Regions from separate parts of the Homo sapiens genome. Here all the other regions are linked to region 3. The links are chromatin contacts, found by Hi-C or POLR2A ChIA-PET in ENCODE. All regions are on one chromosome and are shown on one strand. The core of a region is the stretch at or near the end of the contact, and the rest is flanking DNA. Distances in the headings are between cores, read along the strand shown. Region 1 overlaps TBC1D10A (TBC1 domain family member 10A). Region 2 holds the start of TBC1D10A (TBC1 domain family member 10A). Region 3 has its middle 17 kb from the start of LIF-AS1.

Region 1 (4,573 bases), core at 1,385-3,884, 84 kb after region 3:
AGTAATTCCAGCACTTTGGGAGGCCAACGCACATGGATTGCTTGAGCTCAGGAGTTCCAGACCGGCCTGGGCAACATGGTGAAACCCCATCTCTACAAAAAATACAAAAATTCGCCACGTGTGGTGACGTGCCTGTGGTCCCAGCTACTTGGGAGGCTGAGGTGGGAGAATCACTTAACTCCAGGAGTTCGAGGCTGCAGTGAGCCAAGATCATACTGCTGCACTACAGCCTGGGTGACAGAGTGAGACCCTGTCTCAAATAAATAGTTAGATAGATAGATAGATAGACAGACAGACAGACAGACAGACAGACAGACAGATAGATAGACAGATAGCTATAGAGAATAACAAGCAAGAGCCCAGGTCTGGGTGAGCCTCTCCTCTCATAGCACAGGGCTTCACCATCTACGATACAGTCTACGAAGCACTTACCACCACTTCGTGGGGAGCAACAGGATTATCACTCCCATTTGGCCAGAGAAGCTGAGGCTGAGAGGGTGAAGTGACTTGCCCAGAAGTTCCACAGTTAGCCACAGGTGTGAAGAGAGGAAAGGAGTGGGGCTGGGCCCAAGTCTATATGCCTGACTGTCAGTCCTGAGCTTTCTGTGAGGCCCGGCAGCCAGCTGTGCCAGCCTGGATCAGACCAGAGTGTCAGCTGATGAGAGTGGGCAATAGGGTTCATTCTGTGCATTAGGAACTTGTACAGAGAGACCCTAGCTGTAAGGCTCGGAACAGGCCTCCTCTAGGCCAGGTGGTAACACCATGCTGAGGGCAGCCAAGGATATCAACACACACACACACTTAAGAGTGGTGGGCAAGAATGTTCCCACAGGGCAATAGAGCTAGTGTCTAAAGACAGCCTCACTTGAAAAGGACTACTGGGTGATTTCATTTTCGTAAGACTATCATTAAAGTGTGAAGTTACTTTCTTCTTTCTTTGGCCAGGAGTCAAGAGGGAAGTCATCAAGTTAATCTAGAGGGTAAAGAAGGCCTCGTACTGTGGTGGCTAAGAGGGCAGGTGCTAAAGGTACACTGCTTGGGTTCAAATCTTGACCAGGTCATCTGTAAAGTGGGGATACTACTATTACTAACCTCACACTAGGGTGCTGTAAGGAATTATCCCAGGCAAGTGCCAAGCACAAAGCAAATGTTCCATACACGCTAGTTACTGGCAGTATTGTAAAGTCCTCCTTGATAGTTGGTAAGCAGCACTTAAGTCCTTCCCCTGGGAAGGCTAGAAGAAAGCTGTGTTATGGCTGTTGGCTAAGAGTGGCTTTGAGGTTTAGCTCCAGGACAATGTTCTGCATGAATCTGAAGTCATTGTGTTAGGGCCCAACCTTCCCCCTGCCTTCAAGCCAGCTTCTGTCCTGCACTGGCAGTTGGAGGACACCTAAGGCATCTGGCAGTTATAGAAGCCTCTGCTTTCCTAAGCTGATGAAGTTCCTCCCTCTTCCTCCTCCTCCCCAAGCTGCCAACTCCCAGCCCAATACCTGAGGCCAGGCCCCTCACCTTTTTGTGCTTCTTGGCCATCCATTTGTCCCAGTTGTTGAGCATGTCCAGCCACTTGGACTCCCTCTGCCTCAGCACCTCCAGGGGTACTTCCTCCAGCCTGTGGAGCAGAGGGCAGGGCCTGTGAGAGGTGCCAAGGGAAGCAAAGGCCCTGGCTTCATTCCCAGCCGCCAGCCTGGTCAGACCTCCATTCTTCCTGCCTACCATCCCTGCTGTTCCCTTCAGGACTGCTACCTCGGACCATCCTATTGCAGATGAGAGGGAACACGCCACCTCCCCATCCACCGCCTCAAGGCATAAGCTAGAGAGACAGCAGGTGGTTCAAGTGCCTACTTCCCTAATGTGGCCAGGACCCATGGTACCTCTCTGAGGCAGAGGCTGAGTGAGTGTCTGCATCTGTGCAGCAAAGCAAAGCATTCCTGTCCTGGGTCTGCCTTAGTCAATAAGCCTCTTCAGAGGGCCGGTGTACAAGGTGCAGAGTTGAACACAAAAACTAGTCAAACGAGTACAGAAATAATATGCTCACCTCTTTACTTGAGCCAAACTCATTACTCAGAGTTTCCCCAATTATGCCCTGGCCCTTTCCCTCTCAGCCTTTATTCATGCCAGTAACTTTGCTGGAATGCTTCCCAAATCGTCTCCACCCATCAAAATCCTACACACACTTCAAAGCCCCATCAAATACCACTTCTTCTATCTGTAGATCTACTGACTGGGCAGCTAGCACAACTGTGTTGCAGTGTTCTAGGGCGAGGGCCTCTGGATGGGTTATGGGGATGCCGTCCCATGATTAAAACAAAGTCTTGACCCTCATGGAGTTGATATTCTGGTGGGCACTGAATGTGGGGAAAACACCTCAGCACCAAGGTGCTTTTTTCTGCTTTCTTAACAGAATAAGGTATTAATGACAGACAAGGAAACAGGCTTAGAGAGGTAAGATACTCAGGAAAGGTATCTTGCTTAGCGTTCAATCAGTGGAAAAACCCAGACTCAAATACAAGTCAGGTCCCAGCCAAGAGCCAGCACACAGTGCTGCCTGACCTCTCAGAAAGGAGCACAGAGTCGGAGGCAGCTCAGAGGAGGTTCTCAGGAACAGGACACAGTGGGGCTGGGGCTTGGCCCAGGCCTGAGTCTCTGATCCTCTCTCTGCCGGAAGGAAATGTGCTACTGTGACTTTTACTGGTTGGAAGAGCAGAGGGAGGGGCCCTGGCAGAGCTGAGGCCTCTAAGACACAAAAGGGAAGGTCTTCTTCAGTGCATTTTATCTGGGGAAGTGCCCAGGCCTGAGAGTAGCCTTGGAACTGAACGTCTGAGGAAGGACTACAGCCCAGGCAAAGGAGGCCCCCTCAACGCACTGATACAAGGCACCCCACCTTGAACTGCTGCCCCTCTCACCACCTAAAGGCAGAACTAGGGCATGAGTTACTCCTTTCTTTGCCTTTCCTGATAAAAGCAAAGCAAGGACCACGCCTTTACAAAAGGTCAGGTAATTTACAAAGGGATATGTATCTCCGGGCAACCCCCAAACATCCCAGGAGCAGAAACTAAGGGCCCACACCTCCCAGGCCATGATACCTTCCACCACCTATAATGCACTGCTTATGCAACAAGTCAGAGGAACAGCCTTCTAGTTAACCAGTCAGAAGGGTGCCCAAACTGAGTCAACAGGAAGTTCTGGCAGTTATGGATGTAGATAATGGCTAATCCAATATCCCCACTGCACAGATGAAGAAACTGAGGCTTACAGAGGGCAAGGTTTTCACTTGAGATTACCAGTTTCCAAAGAACTCACAGGTGATTAAATATGTCTATCTGATACCTCAACCCTCAGTCTGGCTTTATTGATAAAATCTAACTGCAGGGACTCAAAGATGCCCATTCTCCCAACTGCAGATACACAGAGGAACATGTTAAATTCAGAGTTCTTTTAACTGATGCCAGATAACAGCTTTGGCAGTTTCAAACCCCCAATGTCAAACCTCAAACCGGAACTTCAGAAGAGTACAAAACAAACTACCATATTTCCTGGATTCTAAGACACCACTGATTTTAAGCTACACCATTGATTTGGCAAGATCTTCTCAGAAACAAACAAAAAACCCACTACTACTTTAACTGTGCATGTCAATTGAAAGATCTGTTTTGATTTTTTAAATCCTAAATTAGGAAAATTTTAAGGCAATATGGCCATCTGAATGGCTTTTCCTTTAACAGCAGAGGAGTTTAATCTACCTGGAGATGGTGAGAAGGAAGACACTGGAGGTCTGGCTGTACCCAGCACTCAGCGTACCACATGCTCTCTAACTGCAGGTAGATGTCTCTAGGCACAGGATATACTCCTGAAACATTGCAGGCTATCTATTTTTTTTGTTGTTAAATCAGAAGAGTCACATATCCTTCAATTAACTCAGTCAGGATCTTAGAAAACATCTGATCCAACTGCTGTCTGATATAGAAATCCTTTCTACATTAGGCAAGTCCCCTTTCTTCTCTGATCCTCAGTTTCGCTATATGCTTGTACAGTCTATCTTATGAATTTGACCCTCTAAGGAGGCCCACAGAGGAGCTGTGGGATGAAGCTGGGGCCAGAGGGGTCCCTGAAAATAGTATGACAGTGTAGAAGCCCTGAGGAGGCTTCCTCCTGACAGTGGAGAGGGCAGGAACCAATTGCTAGTGAGAGAGAAGCTGGCCCAGTATAAGGGACCACAAATGGCCCATGGGGGATGTCGCAAATCTGGCGGCCTCACTCATCCTCCAGAAAACCCCTCCTTCCTTAAGGTAGACTGAGGGAGTCTCTGAAGCCAAAAGAGACAAGTGAGACCAGTTTCTTTTGGCTCAGCCACTGCTGGAACTCCTCCAGGGATGGGCCTTCCTTACCTCCAGGTGAAGTCACTCTATTGTTAAACAGTTTCCACTGCTAAAGCTTTCTTCCCCACCTTATGCCAAAATTGTCCTAGTAACTTCCACCGTAATCTCAACACCGCTTTTGAGGCCATACAATTCTCCCATACCAGGCACACACATGTTTATCCCTCACCATCCACTCATCCCTAACTGAATGCCCT
Region 2 (4,717 bases), core at 909-3,408, 110 kb after region 3:
CCTTTACAGTGAGTAAACAGGCTCAGAGATTCAGGATCTTGCCCAAGGTCACAAAGCTAGCAAGTGTAATTCCTAAGTTTGGCCTTTTCCTAATATATCACATTGCTCTGCACCCCAAGATCTGGTTGATTGCCTGATAAGCATGTAGTAGGAACTCTCATGCCCTAGCATTCTCCCACAAATCTGAGCTCTTCCTTCCAAGGTCCCATAAATGCAACTGGGAACTCCTTTCCTAGATCTCAAGACCACACACCTCCCTGGGTCCTAATCCCAGGTGACTGCTCCTCAATTCAAAACACTCCAGGTCCCCACTAAGTTCTCACAAGTGAATCCCTGGGGAACTGTGACAAAGCATCAGTCAGGGTGAGGGTTCAGAATGAGGGGTGCTCTCTCTGAGTCCTGGACTAAACCTAGCCTGCTGTGAGCCAGTAGGGAGATACTGGAGGAGACAGATCCAGTGGGTGAGAGGGAACTCCCCTTAGGGGAGGGGCCTGGATTTCTCCAAGGAAGAAGGAGGCCTGGTGAATAAGAGGCTTTAGGGCTGGGGAAAATCCCGGAAGTGACAGGGGTTCTTAGACAGTTAAAGCGCTTCCATAAGTCATGAGAGAGTCTGGGGTGACCTTGGACAATCTCAATTGGTCAGAGAAAGGGAGAAAGGATATTCTCTGGAGTAGGGTCATGGCAGGGCCCCAGGAGCTCCTACTGGTGATTGGGATGGAAAGCACACATCAGGAGGGAGTCTTGTCAGTTCTGTGCACAACACTGGTCTCACGTGACAGGACAGCTGGGATGGGAGTGGGGTATGGAGTCCATCTTTCCTAAGGGGACCGCCAGCCTGTACACATGATCTCTGAGGCCTGGGCTCGGGGGATTCTGTGGGGCAACATGGGGCCCAGCTTGGAGGCAAGGTGCTGTTCCACTGCCCCACATTTCTCTGTCTGCTAGCTGGGTGTCTGGGTGCTCTCGGGATAGGACATCGGGGGGTGCTAATATGAGCAGGGACCCTGCTGTCTCCCTGCCTGCCCCCGTCCCACGCCCAAGATCTGCCCTTGGGAGGAGGCGCATACATACACAGGACATACACAGAGCCCATCTACTGGCTCCTGTGGCTGCTGGAGCTGATGGTCTGTCCTAGTGGTGGGGCTCCCTGTCGCCCTGTACGTGCTGGGAAGGGGGAGTACCTGCCCACCTGTTGCCAGTGCCAGTGGAGGAAGCTGTGTATGAGCGGATAGGGGGCCCTTCTCCGACCCTTCCATGAGGAGAAGGGACTGTCTGTCCCAGGATGGAGCTGAGGGGAGGGAGGTGACCAATGTCTGTCCATCCAGAGGTCTGTATGCCTCGAGGAAAGGGTCAGTCTGTCCTGGGAAGGGGTGGGGGCGGGGCAGTCAGTCCTGAAGTCGGTCTGAGGTCTCCTGGTGTGGGGGCAGTGAGGCGGGGAGACAAGGGCGTCTGTGGGTTTGTGGGAGGGGGAAAGATGGAGAATGAGTGTCTATGGAGGGGGGCGCCAGCCATCTGGGAGCCTGTCGGGGTGGCAGAAACAATCATCCCTAAGGTCTTGGCGGCAGGGGTGGGTTTGGGGCAGTCTGTCATTCTGTTCCACGGCTGGAAGGAGGGCACAGTCGGTCCTTCCTGGGAGCGGGTCAGTCTGTCCGGAGGGTGGAGGTGGCGGGTGGAGGTGTGGGCCCGTCCGCCCCCTGGGTCGGAAGTAGGACTGCGAAGGGGGCGGGTCTAGGAAGGCAGGGGTGGTGGGGGTGGGGCAGGGGAGGGAACGGGGATTAGTGGTCCCTGCCTGGGAGGGGGACGTGTCGGCAAGTCCCGAGGGCGCCTCCGTCCGTGTCGAGGCCCCTCGCGTGGGTGGCGCGCTCAGTCCCGACCCCCGGCGCTACTCACGCGCCCTCGGCGCCCTGCGAGCCCACGATGAAGCCGAACTTGTCGATGCGGCGCTCGGCGAAGCCGTTGGCCTCCGAGTCAGACCCGAGAGAGCTGAGTTCGTCGGTGGTTGCGGCGTCGGGGCCCTGGGCCAGGCTCTCCCGGGTTCCCGACAGGCTTTCCCCGGCCGCGGGCGCGCGCGGCCCATTCTCTCCGTTGCTCTTCGCCATCCCAGCCGCGCCCGCCGCCTGAGCTCCAGCGGCCACCTCAGCCGCCCTGCTGCCGCCGACGCCCCGCCCACGCGCGGCGCCTATTGGCCGCCGCAAGGCCGGGGGGCGGGGCTCCAGGCCCACCCCGGAGCTCTCCCCCCACGCCCAATGGGCGCCGCGGACCCCGGGCCCCGCCCACCCTCCCCCGGCGGGCGCCAACAAGCCCGAAGTGAGGGGGCGGGGCAGCCGTCACCGCAGCCCTCCCCGCCCTCCTCCGGGCTGCCAATCACAAGAACTCACCTGGACGAGCTCGGGCCTTTCCGGGTTGGCTCCAAGCGGGGCCTGTCACCTACTGCAGAGCGCGAGCCGGAGGCCCAGGGCTTCCTCCATGGATTCCTCATCTGCCTCCTGAGCCCCGCTCCCTGCGAGACCCCAAGGACGTGGTAGGGATTGTTTGCCCCATTCATTTATGAGGAACTCTGAGGAGGCCCAAGTGAGTTCAGGGACGCAGAGCGGCTTAAAGGCCCAGCCTGAGCCAGAAGTCTGGCAGTCCCATTGCACTCACTGCTTCTGGGGCTTTAAATTACCTCGTGAGACCTAATTATTAATAATCACCAGCGTTTACTGAGCCACGCACGCCCGAAGCTCTACCTACTTTCTCCTGTAGTCTTTTCCCCAGCAGTTTTATGGAACATAAACATACCATAAATTCACGTTTAAAGTGTACAATGATTTTTAGCATATTTACAGAGTTGTGCAGCCATCACAACATTCTAATTTTAGAACATTTTCATCACCCCAAAAAGAAACTCCTACCAATTAGCAGTCACTCCGCATCCTGGCTCCCCCAGTCCCTGGCAACCACTAATCTGCTTCCTGTTTCTATAGATGTCCCTTTTCTGGATATTTCATATAAATGGAATTATACAATATATGGCCTTTTATGTCTGGATTCTTTCTCTTGAACATTTTCAAGTTTCATCCACATTGTAGCATGTATCAGTGCTTCTGGATTCACATCTGCCCCAGGTATGTCTGACTCCACCCCTCCCTTTCCTGGGATAGGCCCACACCGCCATGAAAGACCTATACTGCCCCTCCTGGGAGCTGGGACTATACCAGATTTTGTTTTTCCATTCATCAGTGATGGTCATTCGCGTGTTTCTAGTTTTTAGCCATTATGAATAATGCTGCTCTGACCATTCAGGTACAAGCTTTTGTGTGGGGGCCTTATGTTTACATTTCTCTTGGATAGATAAGGAAGAGTGGAATTGCTGGGTCATATGGCAACTGTTTAACCTTTCGAGGAACTGGCAAACTGTTTTCCAAATTGGTTGCAACATGTCTTGTAATCTCTTAGCAATGAGGTATACACCATTATTAGTCCCATTTTACAGTTAAGGAGACTGAGGTAAAGTCAGTTGCCTAAGGTCCCAGAATTAGCTGTGAATATAGCCAGGATTCGAACTTAGCTCTTACCAACTGCCTATATTTGGAGGGATGGGCCGATTTTATCTATATGGGCTTAGCCCCAAGCAGCTGATTTCTGACCCTAGAGATTGTCAACTCTTGGATCTATAATATAATGATAGCTCCTCGCTTATGTCTAGTACTTTATGGTTTACAAGTCACAGTATATTGTCATCTGACACTCCCTGCAGACCTGTGGGAGAGACAGGCCTAGAGAGGGGAAGGGACTGGAAGACTCAGACCTGGCTGCAGGGCCTGGGACAGACTATTCAGGGCCCCAAGGCAAGCCCCAAGAGGGGGTCTTGAGCCTTGAGTGATTTCACCTTGATGCCATGTGGCCTGGACATTCTTGATGGCGTCATTGTACAATCCTCACATTCCATGAGCTTCTGGCTTTCCATAAACAAGGCAAGAACAGACATGGGAGTGGGCACAGGCTATTTTGGTCTTAAACCCTCAGTCTAGGAGGATGTTCCTTCTCTTCAGTGACTCCAGACAGTGGTGGGCTCCTGGTCCCAGCTCCCAGGAGGGGCGGTATGGGTCTTTCATGGTGGTATGGGCCTATCCCAGGAAAGGGAGGGGGAGGAGCCAGACATACCTGGGGCAGATGTGAAGCCTCAAGTACAGCAAAGAAAAGTATCCACGACCCTTTGACTTCATGATTCTATCCCTAGGGTTATATCCCAAACATGTTCTTACTCAGCTCTGTGAGGGCACAAATATAGAGACGTTCACCCCAGGGATATTTGGGGAGGGGGTAGATTAGAGACCCTGAGTGTTCATCTTTAGGAGACTGTATAGATGTTACTCCAGTGATGCTTCAGCTTCTAATTTTCTTTAATCAAACCACCAGGATTTGAATTTATGCTCTGTGACCTTGAGCAAATTACTTCTCTCTGAGCCCATTTCCTCATCTATAAATTGGAAATTCTGAAAAAATTCTTCCTTGGAAGAATTGTGCTGAGACTTTAGTGTGACAGTATGCGCTAAACACCTGGCACATGGAGAAGCCCAGTAAATAATGGCCAGGAGCTGGGCGCGGTGGCTCATGCCTGTAATCCCAGCACTTTGAGAGGCTGAGGTGGGTGGATCACTTGAGATCAGGAGTTCGAGACCAGCCTGGCCAACGTGGTGAAACCCCGTCTCTATTAAAAATTCAAAAATTAGCT
Region 3 (4,627 bases), core at 214-2,713:
CCTTCCTTCCTCTTTCTTTCTCTCTTTCCCTCTCTCTCTCCTTTCTTTCTTTTTCTTTCTTTCTTTTTCTTTCTTTCTTCTTCTTTCTCTCTCTCTCTCCTTCCTCCCTCCCTTCCTTCCTTCCTTTCTTCCTTCCTTCCTTTCTCTCTCTCTCTCTGTCTGTCTGTCTGTCTCTCTCTCTCTCTCTCTTTTTTTCTTCCTTCCAGGGCCTTATTCTGTCACCCAGGCTGAGTGCAGTGGTGCAATCATAGCTCACTGCAGCCTCCACCTCCTAGCCTTAAGACATCCTCCCACCTCAGCCTCCTGAGTAGCTGGAGTCACAGGAACACACCACCATGCCAGGCTAGTTTGTTTTTTTTTTTCTTTTTGTAGAGATGGGGGTCTTGCTATGTTGCCCAGGCTGGTCTTGAACTCCTGGGCTAAAGCCATCCTCTTCCTTAGCCTCCCAAAGTGTTGGGAGTACAGGCGTGAGCACCTGGCCCAAGCTCTCTTTTTGCAGTGGTAAGAATGTTCTAAAATTGACTGTGGTTGCAAATATCAGTGAATACACTAAAAACCACTGAATTCTGCACTTTAAATGGGTGAATTTTACAGTGTGTGAATTCTCTCTCAATAAAGCTGTTGAAAAAAGAAAAGTGTGAAGGTGCAGGCTTTGAGAAACTCACAGGTCGGGGAGGATAGAGAAGTAAACGATTCCTGTCATAATACAGCAGGCACAGGCGGGGCACAGGGAGACGACCTGGTGAGCGGGGCTGGCTGAGGACAGGTGTCTGAGCTCAGGAGTGAAAATAAGTTTTCCACAAGAGGCCATGTTAGTACAGTGCTATGGGAAGAGAGGGGGACACCTCTCAGCCTAGGGAGCTTGGGTGAAGGGAGAGGCAATCCAGGAAGGCTTCCTAGAGCAGGTGCCATTGGGCTGAGTCCTGAAAAATGAGTCAGGCAAGAAAGCAAGAGGCAGAAGAAGATGTCACAGGTGAAAAGGGTGGAAGCCTACTCAGGGAATGTTCTGGGTGGAGGTTGGGGTGTGACAGGGAGGAGAATCCTGCCTGGTGTCCTGGGAAGGACAGTCCCCCGACATCTACCTCTACCCCCTGTGTTTCTTCAAGCAAGCCCTTGCCCCTCTCTGGGCCTGGGTTCTAACAAAAGCCCTTCCATCTCTGAGGCTGAGAGTCTCTGGGGCTCAGGTTGGAGTGATGAGGGCAAAGGGAGGGCAGACGGGGAATCAGGAGGAGGGGATGTCGTCGGGTGTCAGGGCCTGGAGACAGAGGGACCGAGGCTTCTATGGCCTTCGTGGCCACAGAGCCGGACCTGCTGCCCAGGGGCCACGTCCCCGCTACCCTCAGGCCTCCCCAGGAAACAGAAGTGCCTGGGGAGGAATCGAAACAGAAACACAGGTGTCTCTCCCTGGGCAGATTCCAAGAAAAAAAAAGAAAGTGGCCTCTAGAGAAGAGAACTTGTGAGCTTTGAAGGGAGGAAGGAAACCCAAGCCGCGAGAGGAAGCGAGAGAGGAGGGTAGGTGTGAGAGAGAAGCAGGTGCCCCAGGCGCAGGCCACACCGGCCACGGCCCACGGCCATGCCACCAGTCAGGCTTGTGGAACCCAACCGCAGGCAGCTTTGAGGGGGCACAAGAAGTGTGTGGAGGAGGAGCGGGCCCTGATGACGGTCCCCAGTGGTGCCACCAGCTTCCTGTCTCCTCGGCCCTGATACTCTCTTGGTCTCCCCAAGTCACCGTGGCCCTGGCACTAATGAGTCCTGAATTTGGAGTCATGGGGTCTCCTTTTGGCTTTTTGGAGAGTTCAGCCTTTTGGCCCCACCATGTGTGATTTGCAGTCTCTGAGCCTCAGTTTGCTTGTCTGTAAAATGGGGACCGCCAGTGCTGCTCTCCCTCTGCCGTCGGGGAGCACAGAGTGTGCACTGGAGGAAGACAAAGCAATGTGCATGAAAACACCTGGCCATGCAGACCTAAGGGATGGGAGGATCGTGGGCATGATGATATTAACCTCTTGTATGGTGATGGTATCCATTTCTTGGATGGTGAGGATATCAACCTCTTCGTGCAGTGTTTTCACCTTTCTGAAGCATCTTCTCATTACTTACCTCCTCTGAGCCTCACAGTGCCGAGTGCAAAAGGCCAGGTGGGTGTCCTTATACCCATTTGACAGGAGATAAAACTGAGGCTTGGAGAAGCAGCATCACGGAGCAGGCAGGAGAACCATGGGGATGTTGGGCTCCTGGGGCCTGGACATCACCACCCACCTCTTTGCTTTCCTCTGGCCCCGTTGGCTGCCAAGCTGGGGTAATTGGGGTCCTTGTGCTTTTCACACAGGTAGAGACCACCCCGACACCCCAAGCCAAACTTCCTGGGTCACATGGAGGGTGTTCAGGCTGGAGCAGGAAAGATTCACAAACACACCATCAAATATTTGAAAGCCTTTTAGGTAGAAGCTGAATTAGGCTAGTTCCGGGTGGTCCCAAGGGTAGAACAAGGACAAATGCCCTAGGAGGTTATAGGAACATGGAGAAGGGATTCAGTTCGTTATGGAAAAGAGCATTCTGAATACACTGAGCCAGTTACAGATAGAACATGTTGCCTGCAGGGTGGTGAGCTCCCCATCACTGGGGGCATTCAAGTGCAGGCCTGACAACCAGGTGGCAGAAGAGGTAGTGCAGAGGGGAGCAGATTCTATGAGGGAGGTTACCCTAGCACCGGGCTTCTCAACCTCAGCATGATCCACACTCTTGGAGGTGGGGGCTGCCCTTGGCATTGTAGGATATTCAGCCGCATCCCTGCTGTCTACAGCCAGTTGCCAGCAGCATCCCCAACTGTGACAGCCAAAAATGTTTCCAGACATTGTCAAGTGTGCCCTGGGGCAGAATTGCCCCCAGTTAAGAAGTTCTGGCTTAGATGACCTTTAAGACCCCCTGAGATCCTAGGATTCTGTCATTCTACACGAGGAACCACAAGAGTCACTGTCATTTTTTGAGCCCGTGTGGACTGCATGCTGCTAAGAGTCTTGGACACATCATGCCCTTTAATGTTGTAACTGCCTGGGTTGGTACCTCTTCTTACATAACCTCTCCCACTCCTCGGCTGTGTTTATTCCAACTCCTTACATCCCGGATGGCGTCCCTCCCACCCGCTGCAGGCCCTCCCTTCATCCTTCCCCCACCCATCCCATTCACACCCCATCTTTTATTATATTCCAGCACCTCTGTGCTCCCCTAAATAGCACCGTGTCTAGGGTCTCCATGTCCGTCTTCCCACTGGACGCTGGGCTCTTGGAGGGCCAGTTGGCTCTTGTTCAACTCTGGATCCCCACATAGTAGGGATTCACCACACATGTACTAAGGGACTGAGGACTGAGGCAGACACATCGGCTCAGGGGTATCCGTGAACCAGCCCTGGTCAGCTGGGGCTGCCTGACTCTGCAGCCCTCGAGTCCCCTGAATGCACCCCTGGGAAGCAGCCCGCTGTCCGGCTCCTCCGTGCACAGGTCTCTAACCCAGAGAGAGGCCCACAGTGTCCACCGGAAGGACGAGGGGCAGGACGTGTGGGCAGGAGCCTCCCCTGTAGGAGGAAATGACCTGGATAATGAGGGTGACCACAGCCTCGTTCATGAAACCCCAGATACCCGACCTGGTCTCTGTCTTCAAAGCCAGAAGGAGGACGCTTTAGGGGAAACAAGGGAAGTCCCACGGGGAAATGGTCAGGCGGAGGGCGTTCCTGTTAACTGAATATTCTGATTAAGTGGGAGCCATAGCATGGGCTGGCAGGAAGCCCACCGCCCTTTGTGGGGCTGTCTTTGTGGGGTTTCTTTCGTAGAGCGATGAAGATTTGAACTATGTTGGCAGTTTCCAAGCTTTCCGGGTGTTTTTATTTTGGTTTTAGCAGAAGAAGTCCCTACTTCTTAAAGGAAAATCTCATGTAATATCCCATATGTAAAACCCCATCCCAAGGCCAGGAGTGGTGGCTCATGCCTGTAATCCCAGCACTTTGGGAGGCCAAGGCAGGTGGATCACTTGAGTCCAAGAGTTCGAGACCAGCCATGGGTAGCATGGTGAGACTCCATCTATACAAAAAGTAAATACAAAAATTAGCAGAGTGCAGTGTGTGTGTCTATAGTCCCAGCTACTCCGGAGGCTCAGGTGGGAGGATTGTCTGAGCCCAGGAGGCAGAGTTTGCTGAGATTGTGGCACTGCACTCCAGCCTGGGTGACAGAGCAATTCTCTGTCCCAAAGAACAATAAAAAAAAAACCCTTCCCAAAGTGGCTCTGAGTCACCTGCCAGCCCCACAGAGATCCTCAGAGCCTGGTTAGAAACTCCCAAGGTTTCTCTGAGGTCCTCCTGGCTGCCGTGATCTGCGATTCTGTAACTGACCCCACCTAATGGTGAGGCGCATCCCAGCTTTACAGGATGCCCTCAGGGCTCTGCAAGGTTGCCGGTGAGAGCTGTGACTCGGGCTATCCTCGAACATGCTGAGATGGAAAATTCTGGTCATCCGAGTATTCTGTTTATTTCTGTGGGTCCCTTGGTAAACAGGAATTTACAGTACCCAGCAAAGATAAACTTATGGAACTCATTACCCCAGAAAGGGTTACAGACCAGGGACATGAGCACACCCGGTCA

Evidence for each region. A loop is a pair of places that touch in the nucleus more often than their neighbours do. ChIA-PET counts read pairs that join two places held with the same protein, here RNA polymerase II (POLR2A). Pooled maps may share reads with other maps.
Region 1: a pooled map shows a loop between it and region 3 (2.4-fold over the local background). The contact joins two enhancer-like sites. A Hi-C loop is called at or near these places in 2 of 50 pooled maps. POLR2A ChIA-PET finds 5 or more read pairs at or near these places in 3 of 52 experiments (Caco-2, activated naive CD8-positive, alpha-beta T cell and naive thymus-derived CD8-positive, alpha-beta T cell).
Region 2: a loop to region 3 is called in a pooled map, with 3 times the contacts of the local background. The contact joins the promoter of TBC1D10A here to the enhancer-like site in region 3. A Hi-C loop is called at or near these places in 2 of 50 pooled maps. POLR2A ChIA-PET finds 5 or more read pairs at or near these places in 4 of 52 experiments (AG04449, Caco-2, PC-3 and 1 more).

Annotation. Positions count from the first base shown.
Region 1 is chr22:30,303,022-30,307,594 of GRCh38, forward strand. It overlaps TBC1D10A (TBC1 domain family member 10A), which reads right to left. Exons shown (of 9, transcript NM_031937.3): 2 at 1,510-1,609. Among named protein-coding and RNA genes, the nearest start is that of CASTOR1, 16 kb to the left of the region's middle. RefSeq lists an enhancer at 1,655-2,154. Within about 2 kb of position 2,635, at least 36 of the 41 ENCODE cell types and tissues checked have a DNase peak (open chromatin) inside an H3K27ac peak, as active enhancers do.
Region 2 is chr22:30,324,783-30,329,499 of GRCh38, forward strand. TBC1D10A (TBC1 domain family member 10A) reads right to left here and starts at 2,159. Exons shown (of 9, transcript NM_031937.3): 1 at 1,891-2,159. The coding sequence starts at 2,099. RefSeq lists an enhancer at 566-1,515 and silencers at 1,732-1,781, 2,082-2,411.
Region 3 is chr22:30,219,913-30,224,539 of GRCh38, forward strand. No RefSeq gene overlaps it. Among named protein-coding and RNA genes, the nearest start is that of LIF-AS1, 17 kb to the right of the region's middle. RefSeq lists enhancers at 1,359-1,989, 2,970-3,471, 3,472-3,971. Within about 2 kb of position 1,464, at least 6 of the 41 ENCODE cell types and tissues checked have a DNase peak (open chromatin) inside an H3K27ac peak, as active enhancers do.